2 separate regions of the Homo sapiens genome follow, and region 1 is linked to region 2. Evidence: read pairs that join two places in POLR2A ChIA-PET (ENCODE). Cell type or tissue: OCI-LY7. All regions are shown on one strand. Links, peaks and the distances in the headings refer to the core of each region. The heading gives the core; the rest is flanking DNA. Region 1 has its middle 7.0 kb from the start of INTS1. Region 2 holds the start of LOC124901573 (a long non-coding RNA gene).

Region 1 (5,364 bases), core at 82-5,081, 470 kb after region 2:
TCTCCTGACCTCATGATCCCAGGGCGGCTTTCTAGGCCGCGTTTTCCTGGATGTCTGGGATGTCAGGGGTGAGGAACGGAAGGACTCAGGTCTCTCGGGGTCAGAGGCCACGGGCCCCCTCCCTGCGCCACAGTCTTCCTGCTCCCGCCTCCCGCTCCCCGTGATGGGGACTCATTTCCTCGTGAGCCGGCCGTTCTATTTTCAGACAATTGTTGGAAAGCACTTCCTAGTCTCCAGCCAGAAGCTGCTCCCCCACTCAACTCCCCCGGAGCTTCTGCTTGCTGGCGGGGGTCTGCATGTTAGGAGGCTCGCTGCCCGGTGGGTTCTTGAATATCAGCCCCAAAAGGGCTGCTTCAGGCCCGGGCCACAAGGGCACCAGTCTGGCTGGGCACCAGCCCACGAGGGGCCACCTGCGACCTCCTGAGCTGCCAGGGGGTCCTGCTGCAGGGCACCTTCTTGGCAGAATCCAGCGCAAAACCTCCATATAAGATTGTTGTTTAGCAGAGAACAAAACCTCCACTGGTGCGTTGATGGGCTCCGAGCTGCCCCACGGGCATCGACGCCCTCATAACTGCTGACTCACGGCTTTGACACTCGTCACCGCGCTGAGGAGCTTCCAGTGTGCATGAGGCAGTTTCTAAATTTAGTGGGCAGGGTGGTTGGGAGACGGCCAGCCCCCTAGGCACCCTGTGGCCACTTGTCATTCAGAGGAACGCGGAATCTCTCAATCCCTGGCCCTGAGCGCCCACTTCCAGTGACCGTGGCAGCCGCCTGCCCAGCCGTGCGCCCGGGTCCTGGACCAGGGTCAGGGCCGCTTCTCACTGAGGCCCCTCAGCAGCCCAGGAGAGCGGGACGTCTGCCGCACCCATTTTCCAGGTGGGGGAACTGAGGCCCAGAGAGGAAACCTGCCCAACACCGCACAGCCAGTGAGCCGGCCAGCAGAACTCAACACCACATACATCTCCCCGGGCCTTTTGTGCCACATGGCCTGAGGCCCTGGAGGCCAGACCCCATCCTGGGTGTGGGGCAGAGCCGTTCCCCATAGTTCTCTAAATTTCCTCACTTGCAAAATGTAAAAAAAAAAAAAAAAAAAGGTGCCTACAGCGGATACTGTGGGCGTGTGGCTTCCCCGTGCAGGTGGCGCACGGGCCCAGCAGCTGCAGCCCGCGATGGTGAACAGCCGCTGGCTGCCTCTTCTCCACAGAACAGCCTGGGCTGGGGGGCACCACCCTGCCAGTGCCTGATGCATGCTCCCAGGGCAGCCCCCAGCCTCAGGCAGGAGAGAGTTCCTGGTCAGGTGGAGGCTTCAACAGAAGTACCCCTTAGCCTGGCTTCTTCCTGCCCCAGCCCTCCCTCCTCCCCAGTTTCCCTGTAAAGAATGAGGCCAGGCGTGGTGGCTCACGCCTGTAATCTCAGCACTTTGGGAGGCCGAGGCTGGTGAATCACTTGAGGCCAGGAGTTTGAGACCAGCCTGGCCAATATGGTGAAACCCCACCTCTACTAAAATCACAAAAATTAGCCGGGCGTGGTGGTGCGCGCCTGTAGTCCCAGCTACTCGGGAGGTTGAGGTGGGAGAATCGTTTAAACCCAGGAGGCAGAGGTTGCGGTGAGCCGAGATTGCACCACTGCACTCCAGCCTGGGCGACAGGGTGAGACCCTGTCTCAAAAAAACAGAAATGGCACTTGGGCTGGGTGCGGTGGCTCACTCCTGTAATCCCAGCACTTTGGGAGGCCAAGGCAGGTGGATCGCTTAAGCCCAGGAGTTCAAGACCAGCCTGGGCAACATAGTGAGACGTTGACTCTACCAAAAAATACAAAGATTAGCCAGGCATGGTGGTACACGCCTGTAGTTCTAGTGGCTCAGGAGGTGGGGGTGGGAGGATCACGTGAGCCCAGGAGGTCAAGGCTGCAGTGAGCTGTGATCATCCCACTGCACTCCAGCCTGGGCAACAGAGTCAGAGCCTGTCTCTAAATTTAAAAAAAGAGAATCAGGACCGCCATGTCACGGAGACCAAAGGCACAAAGCACTGGTGCTCTGTGTGGCCACAGGACCGGGCACTCCGGGGGGAGCCACTGAGGTCCTCAGAGCGGCGCCTGTTTCAGGGAAGCGCCTGGCGCTGGAGCGAGTGGAGAGGCGTGTGGACGGCGGGGAAGTGGAGTTGTGGAGACAAAGCTTGGGGCTCTGGGACTCAAAGTGGGGAGGCCGGGGGCTTGGACCCGGGAAGGAAACTGAGGCAGAGAGGGGCATGTTTGTGTTATAGGAGACCCTGGAGCTGGCCTGAGGGGCCCTGGGAGGGAGCCCACAAAGAAGGGGCCGTGAGTGCACAATCTGGGGAAGGGGCAATGGAAGCCGGAGGTTTGAGGGGTGGGCCCAGAGGACAGGCGGGCAGACCCAGCAGGGGTGGTTTTCACTGCGGGAGGAGAGAAGTGGGGAGGGCCTGAGATCCGAAGCAGGTCACAGGAGACATGTTGGGGGTATGGGCCTCCCAGAGTCCTTCCCCTTCCTCACGGCTCCCGATTCTCTTTGTTGGTTCACCTCTCTCCTGTGCAGCCTGGGGGTGGAACCGGGACTGGCCCCCGCTCTTTGAAGCCAAAGGGTCTGAGCTCTTCCCCGGTAGACCAGGTACCCTGAGTCACGGCACAGTGGTCAGCGAGGTCCAAGCTCTCCCCAGTAGACCAGCCGTCCTGAGTTTCAATGTGGTGCCCAGCGAGGTCTGAGCTCTCCCCGAGGAAACCAGCCATCCTGAGTCTCAGTGCGGTGGCCAGTGAAGGCTGAGCTCTCACCAGGTTGGCCAGCTGTCCCGAGTCTCAGTGTAGTGGCCAGTGGCCTGACCGGTCCTTGGGATACCTGGAATTCTGGACGTGGGTCTGTCTTTGGGGCTGCACCCTATGGGAGCCCCATACAAGGTTGGGGTTCCAGCCAGGGGGTGGTAGAGAAAGTGGGCGCCCAGGTTCCTAGCAGGGGCTAGCCTGGGGGTGGATGGGGAAGGAAGGCTTCAGGGAGGTTCAGGGAGGAGCCGGGGCTGGGCCCCCAGGATGGGGGTCACTTGAGAAGAGCCGCAGGTTCCCCACAAGGGCCCCTGTGTGTAACGGGAAGGCCAGGCCTGGTCTGCGCTGGGTACGCTTGGTCCAGGAAGGGAGGCTGGAGCCCCCGGTCTAGGCCCAGGCTGCACAGAGAGCGGCAGCTGCTTCCTGGCACGAGGCAGTTAAACCACACGCAGCTGCAGGCTGCCCACCGCACCCGTCTCCCCTCGGGCCCGACCCGGGCCTCTGCTCCCCCTGCCCCCACCCTGCCAGCCGCCCCCAGCCCCTGGTGCTGGTGGGTCTTGGGGGGCCGCAGTGGTGCCCTGGAGCCCAAACCTGCCACACTGATCAGGTCACGAGGTTGGGTCCTGCTAGGACAGGGTCACCTTTGGTACTCACTGCACTCTGGGGTCACAGCAAAGAGGACCCCGGGATGGTGGGAGTCAGAGGCTTGGGCTTGCCTGCCCGACGGCGTCCCTCCAGGCTGAGGCCCAGCTCTCCTAACAGCCTAGGCTTTTAGCACTGGCTTCCTCCCCCCAGAGAATTCACAGTTATCACTTACCTGTCCACGGGCTCTCACTGAACATGGCGAGCCACCCTGGACCCAGCAGGGGACTGGGCAGATCAGGCTCTGCTGGTGGCTCTGTCAGGCAGGAAGGCAGGGAAAAGACCAGCCAGGGGTGGGCGTGCACCTGTGGTCCCAGCTACTTGGGAGGCTGAGGCAGGAGGATCGCTTGAGCCCAGGAATTTGAGGCTGCAGTAAACCATGATCACACCACTGCATTCCAGCTGGGTAACAGAGCAAGACCCCGTTTCTAAAACATTTTTTTAAAAGACATGAAGGAAGGGCCAGGCGCGGTGGCTCATGCCTATAATCCCAGCACTTTGGGAGGTCGAGGTGGGTGGATCACCGGAGGTCAAGAGTTCAAGACCAGCCTGGCCAACATGGCAAAACCCCATCTCTACTAAAAATATAAAAATTAGCTGGATGTGGCTGAACGTGGTGGCTCACGCCTGTAATCCCAGCACTTTGGGAGGCCGAGGCAGGCAGATCACCTGAGGTCAGGGGTTTGAGACCAGCCTGGCCAGCATGGTGAAACCCCATGTCTACTAAAAATACAAAAATTAGCTGGGCATGGTGGCAGGCGCCTGCAATCCCAGCTCCTGATGGGGGCTGAGGCAGAATTGCTTGAACCCAGGAGGTGGAGGTTGCAATGGGCAGAGATCACACCACTGCACTCCAGCCTGGGCGACAGAGCAAGACTCTCAGAAAAAAAAAAAAAAAAGCCAGGCGTGGTGGCAGGTGCCTGTAATCCCAGCTACTTGGGAGGCTGAGGCAGGAGAATCGCTTGAACCCCAGAGGCGGAGGTTGCAGTGGTCTGAGATTGAACCACTGCACTCCAGCCTGGGTGGCAGAGTGAGACTCCGTCTCAAAAAAAAAAAAAAAAAAAAAAGACATGAAGGTGACATCCAGGTGCAGGGGACTGGGGCATCAGTGACTGACCAGAGAAGGAGGCCACTTGAGCAAAGACCAGAATGGGGTGGACAGGGAGTCCCAGGACCAGCTGGGGGGTTTCTGGGCACAGGAAACAGCGCATGGAAAGGCAGGCACCTTCCGGAAACAGTGAGAAGGCTGAGGTGCGGGGTGGGGCGGCATCGGGGGAGGTGAGACGGAGATGTAGACCCTGCAGGACCCGGCAGTCCTCGGCGTGGGGCTGGGACGGGGCGAACAGTGGCCCCATAGCCCACGTCCACCGGAGCCACAGGATGGGAGCTTATTTGCAAACAAGGTCTTTGCAGATATAAACTTATTTTTTTATTTTATTTTTTTTGAGATGGAGTCTTGCTCTGTCGCCTAGGCTGGAGTGCAATGGTGCGATCTTGGCTCGCTGCAGCCTCCATCTCTCAGGTTCAAGTGATTCTCGTGCCTCAGCCTCCGGAGTAGCTGGGACTACAGGCACCTGCCACCACGCCCGGCTATTTTTTTGTATTTTTAGTAGAGATGGGGTTTCACTGTGTTATCCAGGATGGTCTCGATCTCCTGACCTCGTGATCCGCCCGCCTCAGCCTCCCAAAGTGCTGGGATTACAGGTGTGAGCCACTGCGCCCGGCCTTGGATAATTTTTTTCTATTTTTAGTAAAGGCAAGGTTTCGCCATGTTGGCCAGGCTGGTCTCGAACTCCTGACCTCAAGCAATCCGCCCGCCTCAACCTCCCCAAGTGCTGGGATGACAGGCGTGAGCCACCGCACAGGCCTAATGAAGGTAAAGATCTTGAGATGAGATCATCCTTGATCTGGGTGGGCCCTAAATCCCTTAACAGATGTCCTCACGAGGCACAG
Region 2 (5,364 bases), core at 84-5,083:
GGGGCGTTTGACAAAATCCAACACTCAGCCTTGATTAAAAACTCTTAATAAAATAGGAATATATGGGTAATTTCTCACTGTGATAGAAAATACCTATTTGAAAAAAAAGGTCATGTGCTGTAAATAAGAAAGTATTGGCTTCAGCTCCAGTGAAGCCACAGGCCACCTAAGGATGTCCAGTATCACAACTGTGATTTCGTATTATTCTGGAGATACTAGTCATCCAAAGTAGACAAGGGAAAGAAACCCAAGGTATCAATATTGGGAAGGAGGAGGAAAATTGGAAAATCGTCCCTCTTTGCTGCTGATAAGATTATGTGCCAAGAGAATCAACTGAGAACTGCTGCTGTCGGTCGGAATTTAGTGAAGGGGGCGGGAAACAAAAATTTAAAATCACGTATACAAAGATAAGTTAGAAAGAAGAAGAAAAGGCTGGGCGCGGCGGCTCACGCCTGTAATCCCAGCACTCTGGGAGGCTGAGGCAGGTGGATCACTTGAGGTCAGGAGATCGGGACCAGCCTCACCAACATGGTGAAACCCCGTCTCTACTAAAAATACAAAAATTAGCTGGGCTTGATGGCGTGCACCTGTAATCCCAGCAACTTGGGAGGCTGAGGCAGGAGAATCGCTTGAACCTGGGAGCTGCAGTGAGCTGAGATGACACCACTGCACTCGAGCCTGGGTGACACAGCGAGACTCTGTCTCAGAATATATATGTATATTTATGTATATATTTTTATATTTTATATATATAGTGAAAAAAAGCAAGGTACCAAATGATGTGTAGGACATCTTACCATTTTTGTTAAATAAAATGAAGTGTGGTGGGAGGAAGAACATAGACATGTTGCTGGCATGCGCACCAGCAGCCTCCGGAAGGAACATATGCTCAAACCTCAGAACGTTGGCTGGCTGAGAGTCGGGGGCCTGGGGCGCTGGGGTTGGAAGTTGGGGACAGGCTGCTCAGGGCATGGGCATCCGTGTTTGTTGTCTGAACTGTGGATCTTTCTTTTTAATGGACCCATGATAATTGTATATATTTATGGGGTACATAGTGATGTTTCAGTACATGTAACATATGGTGATTAGATCAGGGTAATTAGCATATCCTGCCCTGTTGCACACTGTGCACCCCCTGCCCCAGTGCCTTTTTTCCCAGGCTCCTGCTGGCCCCCAGCCCAGGGGGTGTTGTCCCCCTCACATCATTCCACCCTGGGTGTCTGGCAGGCTTTGCAGCTTCACTGCTGGGGGCCTCCGGCTGCCGTGGTACCTGCTGGCACCTGTCCTTCCCTCCCTGAGGCCACACTGCCCTTCCTCCTCCCTTCGTGACGGAGTGAGCTGGGCTTTGGAGTGGGTCAGGACTGGTGGGAACAAGGTTCTGACTTGGGCCAGGGGCAGGATTTACCTCCCTAAACCCATCGGATCCTGTCCATGAGACACCCCAGGAGTGGTGAGGGGCGTCTCTGGGTGGGCCTTCCTTAGCACCCCCGGGCCCTGGAGCTGGTGCCTACGTAGCCCCTCAGCCTGCGCCAGCCTGCCTGACCAGGCCCCCGTCTGTGCCCTGCTCTTCCTTGAGCCCGCAGTCCGTTCTGGCTCCTGGCCTCCCCACCGTCTGCTGCCCCTGATGCCTCCCACCCTAGGTGTGTAGGGGCGAGTTAGAATCCACACTCCTGGCCGGGCACACCGGCTCACGCTTGTCATCCCAGCACTTTGGGAGGCGGAGGCGGGTGAATCACCCGAGGTCAGGAGTTCGAGACCAGCCTGGAGAACACAGTGAAACCCCATCTCTACTAAAATACAAAAAATTAACCAGGCGTGGCAGCACGCGCCTGTAGTCCCAGCTACTCAGGAGGCTGAGGCAGAAGAATCACTTGAACCTGCGAGGTGGAGGTTGCAGTGAGCCGAGATTGTGCCACTGCACTCCAGCCTGGGTGACAGAGCGAGACTCCATCTCAGAAAAGAAAAACAGAATCCAGGCTCCCTCCCGGGCGGTGCAGCATCTCACGCTGTTCTGTAGAGGAATTGGAAGTAGCGGAATAAACGACGGCTTGTGGCTGTTAAACCAAACCGACGGCAGCGTTGGAGCGTGCTCTCTCCCCAGCTGCGTGTCCACTCTCCAGAGACTCTCACATGCACCCCACACACCTCACCGTGAGCCTGTGCATCTGTTGCTATTCAGGAGATGGAAGTGACAAAAAAATGAGAGAACTTGAGTTTGCAAAGTTAGAGTGCTGTCTGGCCTGGCAGCTTCAGGCTTCCAGGAGAGAGGTCTCTCCCGCAGCTCCCAGCCCAGGGCGGGGGTGCTGCCAGGGGTGGTCTCAGGGGCCTGGGCTGGGGTTCCCCACACACCTGGGTGCGCTCGTGTCTGCTGACCCTCTATCCTTTGCTTTCTCCTAGCTGGAGATGGAGCTGAAGATGCTGAAGTCTCAGTCCAGCTCTGCCGAACAGAGCTTCCTGTTCTCCAGGGAGGAGGCGGACACGCTCAGGTACGTCCCCCAGAGAGGAGGCGGACACGCCCAGGTGTGTCCCCCAGAGAGGAGGCGGATACGCCCAGGTGTGTCCTGCGGGGGAGGAGGCAGATACGCCCAGGTGTGTCCTGTGGGGGAGGAGGCGGATACGCCCAGGTGTGTCCCACGGAGGAAGAGGCGGACGTGCTCAGGTGTGTCCTGTGGGGTGGGGGGAGGTGGGCACGCTCATGCGTGTCCCCCAGGAAGGAAGTGGACATGCTCAGGCGTGTCCCCCAGCGGGGAGGTGCGCACGCTCAGGTGTGCCCTTTCCAGAGGAGGGGAGTGCGGGAGACACGTCCACCGGCAGCCTCCTGTCCCCCTCTCCAGGCCGTGACCTTCTCTGTGTGCTCCCCCGTGGGTGGCTGGAGTAAAGTCTTGCTCCTCTGCTGCCTTCCTGGAAGGGCTTTTCTTTGTAAGTCCCATCCCATCCACCTAGGTTCCTCTCTGCAGGGACACTCGTCTCTGCTGGTGTGGCCCTTTCTTCAGCAGCACTTCTCCAGCCAGCACTGACAGCAGGGGTCTCTCAGTGTCCCTGACGCTCAGAAGGGAGCAGGTCCTCCATCAGGGGGCGGCGCTGGAGCCGGGTCTGCAGCCGCAGGGGCTGCATGGCAGTGCTGTGCCGAGATGGCTGCACGGGAGTGTGGCTCAGAGCAGAGCCCAGGCAGTGCAGCAGCCAGGCGTGTCCAGCAGCCCTTGGGCTCCGCTTCAGACATGCTGCCAGCTCTCTGCCACTGCACTGTCCTAGGCCACCCTCACCCCAGCTCCTGCTTGCACACGGCGCCCCTAGAGCAGGGTCTGCAGGCCGGGCTGCTTTTCTAGAGCTCTCTGCCTCTCCCCCGCCTTGTGGACCCATCAGGGTCCTCAGGCAAGAGGTTTCCAGGCAGATGCAGGTGGAGCTCCGGGCTCCGCTTTGGTGCCTGTGTTGGCGCTGCCCCATCCAGTGCGGATTGAAAGTGGCTGTGGGGCAACCCGAGTATCCTGCCAGAATCCAATGTGGGAGGCGGTGGCTGTGGGCACAGGGTGGGGTGGCAGGAGGCCCATGGCTTTCCTGCATTGGCCACTCCTCTGCTCTGAGTGTCTGCAGCAGGCCAGGCCCTGGGCATCCAGGGTTTCTCCTGGTCATCAGAGGAACTGAGAACAGGGGACTGAGACAGCTCCAGGGGACATCAAATGGCCCTGCAGTGAGATGGGGGTGGCAGTGGGGAGAGAGCACCCTTCCTAGGCCACACAGCTTTGGTGTGTGGGCCCCTGGACCCCCCGCGGCAGCAGCCTCTGCTTCGTCCGTCACACCCACTCCCTGGGGTTCCAGTTTTCACCTGTGGATGGCCCCTCTTTCTCAGGGTTGCCGAGAGTAAAGCAGGAAAAGGGCTGCCTTTAGTGTGGCCCCGGCCCAGGAAGTGCTCTGCACATGGCAGCTATGATGCCTTCTAGATTCGATGTTCCTCCAGCGTCTCTGAAGCATTCCTCATGCATGGGCTGTGCCTTACACATCGCCCTCTCTGGGATCTGCCGGAGTCTGAGCGGTTTCATTTACATCTGCTCAGCCGTTCAAGTGTTCAGATACTGAGTGTGTGCCGTGGCGTCCTTAGGGCCGAGCATGGAGGCTGATGGAGTGGTGAGTGGGCCCCGACGCGCTCTCCGTCTTCATCTGCGTCTCCATGTCTCGGGGACCTGGGGGCCATTCTTCACCTAGAGGCTCTGTCGTTACAGCCTGTGAGGTGCACGTGGTCCTGTGACAGTGGATGTCTCCCCCTGGAAGTGCGTCTGCGTGTGGTCTTCGGGTTGATGGGGTTGGGGGCTGTGTGTGAGTGTGGGTGTGGGGTGGGGGAAGCTGGAGACCGGGCAGGTGCCATGGTGAGCATGCAGTCTCTTTCCTAGCAGCAGTGGGAGGCACTAGAGGCTTTAAAGTGGAAGAATGTGACTGGAGAAAGCACTGGCTGCCAGGCCTGGGGAGGGGAAGGAGAGTGGCAGAGGGGCCGTCCCCACCACCTGCTCACCAAGCATTGGTGCTGGGAGCCCCTCCGAAGCCGGAGTTGGCTTTTCCTTTGCAGAGATGAGCAAAATATGCCTCCCACACACACCCTGACTTGCAAGAGCAGCCCCACCTGGGGAGAAAGACCCTTGCCACACAGAGCAGCGGGCCTGGAGGCCTCGGAGAGGGGGTAGTGTGTAGTGAGACAGAAGGAATGGCCCAGAAGGGCAGCCCAGGCAGGTCAGGAGCTCACCAAGGCCAAGGCTGGATGACGTGCCAGACAGGCTTCAATGTGTGTCTGCAGTGAGAGGGGGAGCTGGGACCAGCAGCAGAGGCCACACCTTGTCATCATGGAGAAAGGGCCTCTGGAGGCACGCGGGCGCAGGGGGAGAGGCCGTGCACAGCAGCGCATCGGGAAGGTCTGGGCTGGTGTGGCTGGTGCCTGACCCTGCAAGGTCCTGAATGCCACGCGAGGCAGGGTGGTCTCCACCGTTGTCCTCCAGTCCCCAGGAGCCACGTGGGAGGTGGTGGAGTAGGTTCTTAAATCTGGGGAGTTGCAGCTGTGGCTTCCAGCATCTGTGAAGGTTTCAGGAAGGTCAGCGTGTCCCGGCCCGTGGCTGCCCACGCAGGAGCCTGCGTCACGCTGCACGGCTCCCCGCTCTCTGAGATGGCACTCTGCTTTCTGCTGGGCCTTTTGGCACCTAGAACCTCTCGTTCTGCAGTTGATGGGAGCATGGCCAGGCGTGTGTCAGATTTGTGTGGGCTGGCATGCTTGGGGTTTATTCATTTTTACAATTTAAGAAAAGGCCTTTATCATTGATATCTTTTACATCAAGGTCAAAGCTTCTCGTCCCCACCATTTTGTTTGGAGCCCTTCAGCCTGCC

Evidence for each region. ChIA-PET counts read pairs that join two places held together with the same protein. Peaks named below come from ENCODE experiments on the same cell type or tissue, not always from the same donor. Only the 100,000 strongest peaks of a DNase experiment are listed, where the experiment ranks them.
Region 1: POLR2A ChIA-PET joins it to region 2 with 9 read pairs; 2 of 35 experiments call an interaction of 5 or more read pairs at or near these places.

Annotation. Positions count from the first base shown.
Region 1 is chr7:1,508,755-1,514,118 of GRCh38, reverse strand. No RefSeq gene overlaps it. Among named protein-coding and RNA genes, the nearest start is that of INTS1, 7.0 kb to the right of the region's middle. RefSeq lists enhancers at 321-410, 451-520 and a silencer at 3,236-3,285. In OCI-LY7, for the core only: no CTCF peak of the experiment used is centred there; DNase peaks (open chromatin) are centred at 1,138, 3,178, 3,528, 4,658 and 1 weaker place; H3K4me3 peaks cover 1,873 bases; H3K27ac peaks cover 4,819 bases.
Region 2 is chr7:1,977,575-1,982,938 of GRCh38, reverse strand. It overlaps MAD1L1 (mitotic arrest deficient 1 like 1), which reads left to right. Exons shown (of 19, transcript NM_001013836.2): 15 at 2,398-2,486. It overlaps LOC124901573 (a long non-coding RNA gene), which reads right to left and starts at 2,430. Exons shown (of 3, transcript XR_007060190.1): 1 at 2,350-2,430. RefSeq lists enhancers at 2,130-2,781, 1,976-3,175. In OCI-LY7, for the core only: no CTCF peak of the experiment used is centred there; DNase peaks (open chromatin) are centred at 2,118 and 2,538; H3K4me3 peaks cover 719 bases; H3K27ac peaks cover 438 bases.